Linked DNA regions of Homo sapiens: region 2 is linked to region 1. A link is a loop called in an ENCODE intact Hi-C map of the cell type or tissue named here. Cell type or tissue: sigmoid colon. All regions are shown on one strand.

The links. Peaks named below come from ENCODE experiments on the same cell type or tissue, not always from the same donor. Only the 100,000 strongest peaks of a DNase experiment are listed, where the experiment ranks them.
Region 2: it touches region 1 in a loop (4-fold over the local background); 5 of 110 quality-filtered maps call a loop at or near these places.

Annotation. Positions count from the first base shown.
Region 1 is chr6:17,468,069-17,470,568 of GRCh38, forward strand. All of the region lies in intron 4 of CAP2 (cyclase associated actin cytoskeleton regulatory protein 2), which reads left to right. Among named protein-coding and RNA genes, the nearest start is that of CAP2, 76 kb to the left of the region's middle. In sigmoid colon, a CTCF peak has its summit at 1,519; no DNase peak of the experiment used is centred here; H3K27ac peaks cover 82 bases.
Region 2 is chr6:17,154,827-17,157,326 of GRCh38, forward strand. No RefSeq gene overlaps it. Among named protein-coding and RNA genes, the nearest start is that of STMND1, 54 kb to the left of the region's middle. In sigmoid colon, a CTCF peak has its summit at 1,468 (motif pointing right); a DNase peak (open chromatin) is centred at 1,475.

The DNA.
Region 1 (2,500 bases):
TGCCTTTCTGTGCCTGGCTTATTTCACGTAACATAACAATCTCCAGTTCTATCCATGTTGAATTTTTTTTTTTAATAAGACCACAGGCCATAGACCACAATGTGCCCTTCAGTTCCTCCACCTTCACCCTTCCATCTATCCTGGCAGAAGCCGGATAAAGGATTCATTGACAGCCCTGATTGACAATGGTGACCCCCAATTTCAAATTTCCTTTCTCACTTTGGCAATGAGGAAACAGGTCTCTTGCATTCTCTAATACTAGGACATTTCAACATTTCAGCCTTGACCCACAGAAAAAAGGATATTTTACTTTACCACCCAGTTTCACAAAACAGTATTCTTACCATGTGCGCTGCATTCTGACATTTTTCTTCTAGTCTATGCTGTGCTGTGGTCATCACCCACTGAACTGATCTTAAGATGCACTAGTGGTCACACCTTGCAGTTCAGAAGCACCTTTCTCATTGATTTATTACATGCTCATGACACAAAACACATTATAAAATATTTGCAAAGCATCTCAGCTTTTCTTGTCTCCCCTTGTTGTATTTTACATAAATAACCTTTGAGCAAAAGAATGGCCCAGTTCTTACAGCACTTCTTATAGTCTAGAATTTGTCAAGCCCATCCTCTTCCAGTTGATGGAAGGATTCTCACATGGAAAATGGCCAAGAAGCCCCCACCCTGGCTTGCTCAACTATTCATTTACTTTTACAGCAGGTGAGCATAGAGGAAGTATGTTATTTCTAGTTCTCAAACGTAAAAAACAATATTCAGTGATACATTAATAATCCAGCCCCAGGATGTAGACCTGGACCCATTCCTTTATTCACTGTCCAGAGTCCTTTTTGCAGACCCTACATGTAAGAGCCACACTACACGTCATTTATAAGAGTTGTATGTCAAAATAAAATTGTAGAAAGTGTTGAGTTGACATGAACAAGTGTTTTTTGGCCTGAGGCCACCTCACCTCACCTCACCTGGGAGAGATGAGAAAACAAGAGTGTTAACAATTTTAACCATGGGTGACTCCAAAACTCTCGCCCGAGCTGCAGAGGTAACCTTTTGTAAACCACGCATCTGATGCCTTGATGGGCACCACCCCAAGGAAGACTATCATTCGGGGAATTCCTGGGAGGTCTCCCACTGATGTCCCACCAGTCTAACCCTGAGTAGTTTGCAGGAGCAGAAGAGAAGCACCCGGAGGGTGGAGAACTATAGCTGAGGGGCCATAAGTACAGCAGGCTTTCTGCTGCCTTCACACTTTCCCTATTTTCTCCAGCATTTCTCGTGCTGCTAAGACCTGACAGTGAAATGATCTCTGTGTGTGTGTGTGTCTGTGTGTGTCTGTGTGTGTGTGTGTGTCTGTGTGTGTGTGTATTTGCATGGAATCAATATGTACCTGCACATAGAGAAAAAATTAATCTTAAGTTTTTCAACTTCAGGGAAGATGATTTATGGTCATTGGCTGCCTGGTAGGTTTTATTCTATCTAGGAAGTCTGAGTTCTGTATTCCTCCATAAGGGGGAGAGAGAGAGACAGAGAGCGCGTTTCTACTATCCTCCCTCTCGTTTTCTTGTCTTTATTTGAACTTGTACTTTAAAGGGAAATAGTGCCTTCCTGTGCATAAAGCAGGCATCTAAAACTGATTCTCTTTCCTTTCATTGTTTATACAATCTGAAAAATTAGATGGAGAAGGAAGGTTAGTGAACCTTCTTGGCCGTTCCTCCATCTCTGAGTGAATGCACATGCCCAGCACAGTCCTCCGCTCAGCACTTTCTCCATAAGGATTTTCTAAGGCATGGAGCAGTCATCAAATTTGTTAATAATTTGTTCACATTAAACTAAGCAAAAAAGCCTAGCGGCAGTGATCTTAGGACTTAAGCTAATTATTTAGATGCATGAGAGATCCAGATTATTAGTGGGCATAAATATGTTCAGGATTTTAATAAAACATATTAATTTGTGAGGGTTGTCAAGAGCAGAAACTTTGGACTTGGGCCTACTTGGATTTGAATTTCACATTTTCTACTCATTAGCTCTGCTAATCCAAATGCGAGAAAAACGAATTCATCTATGTCTTCTAAGTTTGAGAATCTTCTATCTTTTTCTCGGTATCTACTGGAGAATTAACTTGGTAATCCACTGACCCACTCTAACCAAACCAACTTGTCAAGTTACCCACTTGGGGGAAGGCAGTTAAACTTTCTAAGCCCGTGTTTTCTTGTCTTTAAAATAGGGATAACAAATAATTCCTATCTCAAAGGGTTATTGTGAGGATTAAATGAGAAAAAGCAGGCGAGGGTCATGTGACTGACTAGAAAAGTTCATTATTAGTCAGTGTTGTCTGACTGCTTTAGCAAAAAGTCCCCAAATCTCAAAGGCTTAACAGAAGAGATTTTTTTTCTTGTTCACATAAGGTCTGCTCCAGTGTTTTTGGTTGCCATTCTTCCACATGGTAGTTCAGGGTCCAGGCTTCTTCCATCTTGGGGCACCCAAC
Region 2 (2,500 bases), 310 kb before region 1:
CAGACTGGTCTTGAATTCCTGACCTCAGGACATCCACATGCCTCGGCCTCCCAAAGTGCTGGGATTACAGGTGTGAGCCACCGCACCTGGCTTTTTTTTTTTTTTTTTTTTTTTGAGATGGAGTTTCACCCTTGTCACCCAGGCTGGAGTGCAATGGCGCCATCTCGGCTCACTGCAACCTCCGCCTCCCGGGTTCAAGCCATTCTCCTACCTCAGCCTCCTGAGTAGCTGGGATTACAGGCATCTGCCACCATGCCCAGCTAAGTTTTGTATTTTTAGTAGAGATGGGGTTTCACCATGTTGGCCAGGCTGCTGTTGAACTCCTGACCTCAGGTGATCCACCCACCTCGGCCTCTGAAAGTCCTGGGATTACAGGCGTGAGCCACCACGCCAGACTGCTAACTTCTTATTTTGAATTTTGCATCACTGGTATATGGTTTTCTTCATGATGATCATTTCTCATAAGAAAATCTCGCAGGAATTTTCTACCAGAGACTTAAAAGTATGCAGCCCATCCTTCTCCCAAGCTGCTAGATTTGGGTCTGAGAGTCTCCTGATATTGCTCTTGCCAACTCTTAATTTACAGGGGATTCAAATAATTTGTTTTCAACTTTGCTGAATTTGAGAAAGCTTTACTGATGAGCTTTAGATCGTCTTTTCAATTCTACCAATATTATTTATTCATGCTTCCAGTCTTTGATCCGCTTATTTTTAATATCAAGTGATATTTTATTATATCCGTATTCCTTTCCATAAATTTGATTTTGCAGTCATAAGAAATAAAAACGAGAGATCTCATGTTTCCTTTACCCACTTTCCCCAGTGGCAACATTTGCAAAACTGTATTAACAAAAATCACAAGGATATTGACCTCGACTCAGTCAAGAGATAGAACATTTCCATCACCACAAGGATCACTCGTGTTGCCCTTTTAAAATTATTTTTTATCTTTTATTGTGCTTTAAAAACACATAAAATTTACCATTTTACCATTTGTAAGTGTACGGTTCAGTAGTGTTAAGTATATTCACATTGCTGTGAAACTATCTTTACTCTTAATTGCTCCAATCTTTGGTAAATACACCGCATTTACTCTTCATCTTGCCCTGTATACAAGATACAGTGGTAGGGTGGGCAGAACACAAGTAATGTTTAAGGTGGGAGGGGAAAAACATATGTACATGTGAAAAAATAACGAAATTGACAGTATATTTCTCAAAAGATAAATGACAGAATAGACAATTCTGCCATCTCATTCCTCCTTCCTTTTCTTTCATCCCCTCTGCTTCTTTTTTTTTGTAAAATTGATTACCTCTGATGAAATTTCACGGTGAGTTTTCTAATTAATCACAGTTCACTAGGAACTATTTTTCCCCACCTGCCATGAAATTTATTAAAACCAGGACAAAGATTTTTCCTTAAGAGGCTTCATCCATCTTACGGTATTGCTTTGGTCTGTGTCCAGCAGGTGGCACCAAAGGATAGTGAATAGAAATCAGTAAGCATCTTGATGGTGAATAGACTCAAAATTTGTGGGGGTTTATGGCACTTTGAGTCTTTCTACTTGATTGCATAATGATCAAAACTTTGCTTAGTCTATCCACTGAATATTTTAGCTCCTGGATCACTGTTACATTCTTCAACACATCTCTTGTCCTAATTTTTGGTGATGTTAATATCCATGTGGGTAATGCTTCCCAAGTCCTTCTCTCTGAGTTCCTTGACATCTTCTCCTCTAGTGATCTCTAAAGTGCCACCCTGTGCAACTGATCTCACAGTAAATTCATGGTTACTAATATCCAGGCAGCGGCTCTTAATGAGGCCAGGAATCCGCACCTGCCTTCTTGGATGTGGAGGACCTATCCATGCCCCCAGCTAAAGCCCATCCTATCTCAGCTACTCAAGGATGTCAGTCCTACAGATCTCTCATGTTATCAACATCTCCTCTACAGAAACTTTCCCAGCTTCATGTAATTGTGTTCTTCTTTCTTTGTGAATACCTGGAGGCCCCTTAACACCTGGTTTCCTTCTTATCCACACTTCCCACTCCAGGAACCACCCCTCCTCCTCCCCATTTCTTTCCTTCCTTTTACAGTCAAGTAAAAGGAAGAAAAAAGTTGTCTATACTCATTTTTTTTCTCCTGCTTATTCTCCTTTTAACCCATTTTAGTAATAGCATCACCCCCACCATTCCACTCAAACTGTTCTTGTTAAGGTCAAGGCTCACTGACTCTATTGGACAACTCTCAAGTCTTATTGTACTTGATCTGTCACAGGATTTGACATGGTTGATTGTTCCCTCCTCCTCACACACTCCCTTCACCTGCCCTCCAGAACGCCACGGTCTCCTGGGCTTCCTCCCGCCTCATTGGCTGCTCCTTCTGTTTCCCTCGTGAGTTCCTCCTCATTGCTCCGATCTCTACACATCGGAGAGCATAGAACATTTTCCTTTGGACGTCATCTCTTTTCTAACTACATATTCATCTTCGATGGTCACATT